Regions from separate parts of the Mus musculus genome. Here region 1 is linked to region 2. The links are chromatin contacts, found by POLR2A ChIA-PET in ENCODE. All regions are on one chromosome and are shown on one strand. The core of a region is the stretch at or near the end of the contact, and the rest is flanking DNA. Distances in the headings are between cores, read along the strand shown.

Region 1 (4,599 bases), core at 2,042-4,541, 96 kb after region 2:
TTCCTCAGTCACTTTCTACCTCGTTGCTGGGGACAAGTCTTTTCTTTTCTTTTTCTTTTTCTTTTTCTTTTTTTTTTAAGATTTATCTATTTTAATTTTATTATATGTGAGTACACTGTAGCTGTCTTCAGACACTCCAGAAGAGGGCGTCAGATCTTGTTACGGATGGTTGTGAGCCACCATGTGGTTGCTGGGATTTGAACTCAGGAACTTCGGAAGAGCAGTCGGTGCTCTTAACCGCTGAGCCATCTCACCAGCCCGACAAGTCTTTTCTTTTCTTTTCTTTTCTTTTTTTTTTTTTTTAATTTTTTATTAGGTATTTAGCTCATTTACATTTCCAATGCTATACCAAAAGTCCCCCATACCCACCCACCCCCACTCCCCTACCCACCCACTCCCCCTTTTTGGCCCTGGCGTTCCCCCTGTACTGGGGCATATAAAATTTGCATGTCCAATGGGCCTCTCTTTCCAGTGATGGCCGACTAGGCCATCTTTTGATATATATGCAGCTAGAGTCAAGAGCTCTGGGGTACTGGTTAGTTCATAATGTTGTTCCACCTATAGGGTTGCAGATCCCTTTAGCTCCTTGGGTACTTTCTCTAGCTCCTCCATTGGGAGCCCTGTGATCCATCCCGACAAGTCTTTTCTTACTGAGCCTAGAGCTTGGCCAGAGTGGCTGGCCAGTGAGCCTCAGGACAGCCTTGTCTGTCCCCAACTATGATGCTTTGTCCAAATTTCTCCCCCCTCAAGACAGAGTTTCTGTGTGCAGCCCTGGTCATCCTGGAACTCGCTGTTGTAGTCCATGCTAGTCTTGAACTCAAAGATCTACCTGCCTCTGCCTCCTAGGTGCTGGGATTAAAGATATGCACCCCCACCCATCCACCTGCATCACCTCTGGTGATGTGTCATGTCCTGGTGACCTCAACCACAAAATTATTTTCTTTGCTACGTCATAACAGTAATTTTGCTACTATTATGAATCATAATGTAAATATCTGATATGCAGATCGCCTTGGGGTACTTCTGTGAAAGTCATTTGACCCTGAGGAGTCGTGACACATAGGTTGAGAAACGCTGCCCTAAATGATTTATTTTTACATTCATATTCTCAGAAGCATTGGCTCCACCCCAGAGAAAAGCAGCCTATCAGGAGCCTACATTCGTAGCCTTTGTGGGAGGACCAGTTAAGTGCAAGAATGGGCCAGAGGAGTGGGGTTGCAGCCAGGTGACTCCACCCCCCCCCCGCCCCCCCACCATGAGAGTGTATGATAACAGTCGCTCCCTGGAGTCCAGAAAGGCTTGGGGCTGGTTTGGTGGCAGACTTCACAAGTCCCATGTCCCCACCATGTCCCCCTGTTCTTTCTGCCCTTCTGCCTGCCCCCATGCCTGCCCCCATCCCCTTTTGGTTTTCTTTCTTTTAAAGATTTATTTATTTATTTATTAAGTGTTCCCCCATCCCCTTTTGGTTTTCTTTCTTTTTTTTTTTAAGATTTATTTATCTATTTATTAAATGTTCTGCCTGCCTACAAGTCAGGAGAGGGCACTAGTCCTCATTACAAATGCTTGTGAGCCACCATGTGGTTGCTGGGAATTGAACTCATGACCTCTGGAAGAGCAGACAGTGCTCTTAACCTCTGAGCCATCTCTCCAGCCTGGAGGTTTTCTATGTGATGTTTTGTGTTAGGTTTCAAACCCTGGACCCTCAGAATTCCTCAGTCCTTACCTTACAGCCTGTGGCTGGCATACCCTGCCTTACCTTACAGCCTGTGGCTGGCATACCCTGCCTTACCTTACAGCCTGTGGCTGGCATAACCTGCCTTCTACCCACAACTCTGCAGGCCACGGTACAGGGCTGCTTTTCTCTACATAATATAATGATTTTAGTTACCCCTCCCCCTTTATTTTGTACCTTTAGCTTCTAGCTGCTGTACCTGGTTCTCCTCTCTCACCCATCTCCTTTCCCCTCCCCACTCTCCTCACAAGGCTCTGGGTCATGACCATTCTGGATTCTCCCAGATGTGTCTGCCTTTGACTATGTCTCTTTTTTCTCTACAATAAACCTTCTCCTTCACCATACCTAGGAGTAATCATGTTCCTCTGCTATTTATTTATTTATTTATTTATTTATTTATTTATTCATTCACTCTGAAACCTTAAGCCTGAGTTTCCCGCTGTGAGGCAGTAGCCTGGCAGGCTAGCTCATTCCGATCTGCTGGAGCAAGCAGACCACACCTGCCAACCAGGCTTCTTCCGGCTCTTACAGTCCACTGGGCTCCTAAAATGCAAATGACAAATGGCTTGTTTGCAAATCAAAAGTGGGCCATGAAAGAAGTGTACCCCAGGTGGGAGCTAGATAGTGAAGAATCCGTAAGGGGTGGGGGGAGATCCTGTGCAGTCTTCCGAAGAACCTGGTTGGTCCTGGGGCGTCAGTTGAAAGGACACTCGAATATAAAGTGAGGGGAAAAAAAAATACTGCAATCCTGTTTTATAAACAAATACATTTGCTTAAGCACAGCAAGCAACACAAACGTAGAAGTGTGTTGAACATCTGGAAGGAGGTGCCTAAATGTGAGCTGGGGAGAGTAAGAGACTTAATTTTTATTTTTAAATGTTACACAATCATACTCACTATACTACCTTTTTCTAAATAAACAACCAACGTGGGTCTTCTCCTGTTATTAACATATTAGTATTTTTGCTACAATAGATGTACCAATATTGATGCATTGTTATTAAATCTATATATGGTCCAGATGTCATTGTTTTTTTTAACTTAGTGTCCTTTTCCCAGGATCCCATCCAAGATGTCACATTACTTAGTTTTCATATCTCCATGTGACAGCTTCTCAGACTCCTCTTGTTTTGACAACCTTGAGAGTTTTGGACAGTCCTGAGTTCCTCAATTGGGGCTTGTCTGATATTTCTGCACGATTACTATGGGGTCATGTGTCTCCAGGAGGAAGACACCACACGACAGAAGATCAATATAAATTACCACTGCTGATGTTGGCCCTGGTCACTGGTTGAGGTGGTAATTTTTTCCATTGTGAAGTTTCCTCCTGCCGTACACAGTGACTGTTTTAAGTTTTTTTTCGCTGTCAAACTCCTGAAAATAAACACCCGCGAGAATGTCCTCTCATCCTGAGGTCTAGAGCGGCTTTGCTCCGGAAAGCTCGGGGCTTCCTACAAAGCTACCACTGAAGCGCAACCCTCACCTGTGGGCGTGGTCCCACGCACCCCGCCCCTCCAGAGAGGCTCCGCCCATCTCGTGCGGCTCCGCCCCGGGGCGACAAACGCGGCCGCGCCCGGAGAGTTTTCCGCCTTGCCGGCTCCTCCTTCGACCGTGCGCAGACACTCTCGGGTTAGGATCCAGGAAAGCGGGAGTAGGAAGGAGTTGCTATCCGAGCTCAGTGTCCCGGTCCCTGGTGCCAGGTGCGTGAGGGTCCCGGCGGGCGGCTTCCGCATGAGGGGTATTCGCGCGTGGCGTGGGGTGCAATGTTCCCCCGAGGACAAGGCCCGGAGTTGAACGGGGTCAGGGCAGGTGAGCCTGGGACCGCAGGGTCCCAGGGTGTGCGAACTTGGGGGTGACTGAGGTCTTACCTCAGTGCGCTTCCGGGAGAAGCTTGAGCGGAGCCCAGCGGGCCGAGAAAGCTGTCTTTGGGAACTTTGCTCCGGAACTGCAGGGCGCGGGTTCCTGGACCTGCCACCCTGGGTTTATATAAGGCAGGCTCCTAAGCGGTCCAGAGAATGCACGATTGTGCCAGATGCCGTGTTGCCTGCCTGTCTTCCTTACCGCGTATCCAGCTAGGATCCCTCTGCCCCTGCCCCCGCTTCTCGTTCCAGAGTCTTCAAGAACGCTTGCTTGAGCTTGGCAACCCGGACGTCCCGTGGGCTCAGGCCAGTCTCCTAAAGGCGTACAAGGTGTCAAACAAATCTGGGGGAGAATAGCTAAACTCATGCTGGGCACATTCTCTTTAGAGATTTTTCTCCCCGCCGGCTAATCAGTGGGCGTCCTTGGAGATTGGGTTTCCCAGACCCTACACCTAGAGTGTCAGCCTACCTGTCTGATCCCTTTACAGGATTCAACTAGCTTGCTCCCTGCTTGCTCCGAGGCTGCCTTGCCCCGAGGCTGCCTTATTGCGGAAGAAAGCTACAAATGCGGCCCTGGGTTGGGCTGTTCAACTTTGTTGATGGCGGTGTGTGTCATTGTCGAAAGGATGACTAGACTTGGACCCAGATCCTTGCGGGGAAGGGCCAGGTGTCTTGCTCACCCTCAGCCTGCTCCCATTATTCTCCTTCATTATTTTCTTGCTTCCGTCAGTTGTTGGGAATTCCTGGAGGATTAACAGGGCTGTTCCCCCAAGGCTTTGTCTGTTCTCGGGATTCTCTAGCTGGGGAAGCAAGGTGAGCTCACCCACACAGTCTGTTGCTCTAAGACAGGTGTCCACTTCGGATTCCTCCATCCCTTCCTGATACCTCATTAATTTCTGCACTGTAAAATGAGGGTAATTATAATTCTTATTTCATAGACTCACTGTGAGGATTGTGTGAGTTAATTTGTTGTCTTGTTAATTTGGGGTGGGGGTTGTTGTTGTTTGT
Region 2 (4,358 bases), core at 599-3,098:
AACATAACCAAGAGATGCTTCCGGTGCCCGCACCGCTGTCCCTGCTGTGTGATGGGAGGTGCCTTTTCTCTCCTCTAGCTTTGACTCCTCCTGCGGCAGTGTTGGGGGTGGAGCCAGGAGTTCTACAGGGTCCTGCTCTCCCCAATTCACTGTCCCCCAAGGCAGGAAAGAATGGCCTGTGTCCAGGTTCATACAGCTCACTGTTTCACCTCAAGAAGACAAAGGCGGGGGCTGGAGCGATGGATCAGGGGTTAAGAGCACTGACTGCTCTTCTGAAGGTCCTGAGTTCAATTCCCAGCAACCACATGATGGCTCACAACCATCTGTAATGAGATCTGACTCCCTCTTCTGGAGTGTCTGAAGACAGCTACAGTGTACTTGCATATATAATAAATAAAATCTTAAAAAAAAAAGAAGACTAAGTCCAGACTCCTGGCTCCAGTAGCCATTGGTCTAGAGGGACTGGCGGACCATTGCAGAGTTGCTGAGTGTAGACTCTGCCAGAGCTAAGGCTACAACAGCACCATGTCTTAGACTCTAGAATGGGGACAGTAATGCACACTATGCTCAGGCAAGAGGCTTCCTCCCCAGAATGAGAGCCCCTGAGAACCCAGATACCCGTGTGAGGCTTAGAAAGCCGAACTCAGCTATGGACGGATCAGAGACCCTCAGATCTGAAACCACACAACCCAAACACACAACCCAAAGCCCACCAGCCAGAGCCACCTGGAAGGAAGCCTGTTTCCAAGTCACAAGCTCTATGGCCGCACGGACCAAGATTCTGGGATGAAGCACTGGCATGAGGAAGCAGGAGCCCTGGGACCTGAGGAGGACTTGGAGCTTGCTCACCTGCAGATGCTCCCACCAGGACACCATGCCATTTCACACTGGGTACCGTATTTTGCTCAGCTGTCCGTCACCATCATTTAATGAACATGCAGACAAGTCTATGTCCCAGCCAACACCTGCAGCACCCCCAAATAAACAGGACAAAACATCCCAGGCACCCCTAAGGGGAAGTCCCAGAGGGATGTGATTGGGTTCCACCCCTCTTTCCTGTTATAGGGAAACAGAGACTACAAGCAACTAGGCCAAGGACACACAGAAGTGTCTCCCAGTCTCCATATCAGGCTCAGGTCCCCTAAACCTTTCCTTGTACCCTCTTTAGACCCCTTTGGCTTTAGGGATTCAGTTGCCTCAGAGAGAGGGGGTGGGGGGGGGAGAGAGGGAGGGAGGGAGTGAGAAAGAGAGAGAGAGAGAGAGAGAGAGAGATCTTCTTCTAGGCTCCAAGACAGCCTTTGGCCCCACTTACGTGCAGTGCCTACCAAACAACCTCCAGGAGGGTCACCAGGGTCCTTAATGCCAGTCCTCACTCAGGAGGCCTGTTATAAAGAGAGGCTTTGAAAACAGCAGTTAAAATCCAGGACTTCTGCTGTGACAGTCTGGGCTTAGCTGTGAACTTAGACAAATGATGTGGCCTCTCTTGTCTAGAGCTCTAGGAATGTCCAGCCAACCTGTGAGGTGCACACACCCCAGAATAGCTTTGAATGCAGACCAACACAAAACCCCGTTAATTTACTTAATGTGAGTGTGTATGTGTGTTTATATTTACAACTCAGTTCCGTGCATGGTGTTCAGCATGGCGTTTGTACATGACAGTGTTACATCACAGTGATAAAGTGTCTCAGAGCAGGAGGCTGGACAGAGTCTGCTGTGGACTTCGCACTGCATTTCAGGGGATGGAGGCCCTCAGTGTCCTTCCTGGTGTGTTCCTGACCGATTAGAAAGTCCTGTCCTCTGTCTAACCCAAACACTCCAGCTGTGATTTGGCCCTTTTGCTGTGTCTGGTATAGATAGTGATTGCCTGGGCAGAAATAAACGCCCTTGGTTTGCTTAGAGGAAGCCGGAGCTTCCTGCACCCAGCTGAGGGTGCTCCCCAGCTCTGCCTGCTCTGCCCCAGCCCTGACAGGCCTTGCTGACTCCCCAGACAATCGGAGCAGCCTCACCAGGGCTGCCAGCTCTTTGCTCCATTTCACCCAATGCCTCTGGATCCTAAGCAGACGAGCAAGGTAGCTACTATAGCAAGGTGGGGATTCCTAGGCAAGGTCCCACCAGGCTGGAGAGGGAAGGCACATGCTGCTGACTCCACAAGGACAGTAGGGGTCACTGTGCTGAGGGACAGTGGCTCCTGAACTCTGGTGTGGACAGGAGTGACCCAGAAGGCTTGAGATCACATCCACCCTGCTGCCGCTTGAAACTGATCCCGTGCTAGGCAAGAGCTCTGCCACTGAGCCATACTGTCAACCCCAGCTTGCTTTTCTAAGTCTCTCAAAGCAGCAGCTGGCTCAAGGGCCACACTCCAGGCTAGCCTGCTGATATCCAGAACAGTCACTCCTTTTTAGGCCCTTCAATTTTGCTTATCTGGGTTTCCTTTCGTCTGTAACTTGTCAGCTCAGACGATTCTCACAGAAGCCCCAAGGGACGGGCTGGATGTGTGTCCATGGAACCATTATACAGAAGGGAAAACTGAGGCATGGCAAGGGCATGAGACTCATTCAGGGTCACCCAGTTGACTATCCTGCCTCTAAACTCCCTTGAAGCTGGTCAGAACCAGACACAGGGCAATGAGCAGCCCTACCTAGCAACCAACTTCCTGTCCTGTCTTCACCTCAGGTCTCCTCGCTCTCCAGCAGATTCTAGAGGACCTGCTGGCCTTCTGGAGCTTAAGCCAGTGAGAAGCTGAAGGGAACAGGAATCAGCCCAGCCATAAGGCCAGGTTCTCACAGGCATGGGACGGCTGGGGACGAGTCCCAAGAGAGGCCGGCTCAAGTTAGGATCTGAAGGGAGCGGGAGGGAAGCGGCTGAGTTAAGGCAATGGGGTGCAGTGTGAGGCAGGGCTTAGCAGCTGGGGAAACACTGAGTGTGTCCATGTGTGTATGCACCTGTATGTGTGTGTGTGTGTGTGCGCACGTGTGTATGCATGTGCATGTATATGTGTGTGCATATGTGTATGCACATGTCTGTGTGTGTGCATATTTATATGTGTGTGTGCATGAGTGTGTCCCCAAGAATATAGGCTCAACAGCCGTTGGAGACAATGGGAAGGCAAGAGGAGGGTCCAGTGTCGGTTATATCTCAGGAGTCTTGCTCTAGTCCCAGTCTCAGTTTACCAGCGAGGGTGGATAAGGCTCTGGGGCCAACGGCTTCAAGAGCAACAACAAAGCTTCTAAGAGCAGCTGCACACCAAGTGCTAGAGGAGGCCAAGTAAGGGAGAGGCAGTGTGGCCCACATACCCCACTGCACTCGGCAAGGCACTGGAACCCAGCCCCAGCCAAGGCTATGCAGTGGGCAAGCACAAAGCTAAAGGCTGCGTCCAGTTCGGGATAGCTCTTTGAGAACCCTGGGCCTTCAGCGCCAGCTCATCCTTGAACAGTCCCAAGATAAACACAAGCCATGTGACAAGAGCAAGCCCTTGCCTCTCTCCCTGTTCTGTACTGAATCACTCACAACCTCCCGTATGTGTCTGCCACCGCCATTAGCCACGCAGCCGCACAGCTAAGGGGTGGCCCCAGCCCGAGCCTAAGGTAAACCATTTGGTGAACCCTCCAGGCTCGATTACTGGATTTCTAAACCTCGAGAGAACAGCAGCTGTGTCAGACACCTTGTGATGGGGATGGTGCGCTGTGGCTTTGTTTCAGCACTCTGTTCTCCAGGCTTTGCAAGTTGCTCAAGGCTGAGGCATGAGCCTTCCTTCCCAGGCTCTGCCCTCATCCCCATCCCTCAGGGTCTAGGAGATGAAGCCCTCACTGGTCATGGAAACACTGGGAGCTCCTTCTTGTCCTGTATGATGCTTAAAAAGAGAACCACCAGCTGAGGATGTGAAACCGGGTCCACAGCTAGCTCCTTCCGGTCACGTGCCCTGCACCACACCCCTCTTTCTCCACACTCCCATGCTGCCTCTGCAGCTGTCCCCTCTTGTCTGTGCTAGGTAGGGTGAGGACCTGACAAGTCCGTCCCTCCATGGGAGCCAGCAGGAGCTGACAGCTGTGCTGCCCCGAGCCTTTCCCTGGAGTACCACCCTGGACAGAAGAGATTCCCTGAGCCCCTTTCAGAAAGTTCCTCGCGTGGTCCCAAGTTCTTGGGACTCTCCCCTGTTCCTCCCAAGCCCCCAAAGAAACAGCCTTGTCACCTAGCCCCCTATAGCCCATCCCTGAATTAGCCCCTTCCGTGGACAGAGGGTAAGAGGAGAGGCCCAGAGCCCTCTGGTGACCCCCACAGCTCTGAGGCACACTCCAGACTTTTGGGGCCACCCCAAACCAGTTTGTAAGAGCTGACCTGCAGCCTAAAAATAACAACAC

What was found. ChIA-PET counts read pairs that join two places held with the same protein, here RNA polymerase II (POLR2A).
Region 1: POLR2A ChIA-PET joins it to region 2 with 14 read pairs in embryonic stem cell. The contact joins the promoter of Anxa11 here to the enhancer-like site in region 2. POLR2A ChIA-PET finds 5 or more read pairs at or near these places in 3 of 5 experiments (Patski and embryonic stem cell).

What each region holds. Positions count from the first base shown.
Region 1 is chr14:25,838,864-25,843,462 of GRCm38, forward strand. It overlaps Anxa11 (annexin A11), which reads left to right and starts at 3,292. Exons shown (of 15, transcript NM_013469.2): 1 at 3,292-3,432.
Region 2 is chr14:25,743,808-25,748,165 of GRCm38, forward strand. All of the region lies in intron 2 of Zcchc24 (zinc finger, CCHC domain containing 24), which reads right to left. Among named protein-coding and RNA genes, the nearest start is that of Zcchc24, 23 kb to the right of the region's middle. Within about 2 kb of position 1,849, at least 2 of the 3 ENCODE cell types and tissues checked have a DNase peak (open chromatin) inside an H3K27ac peak, as active enhancers do.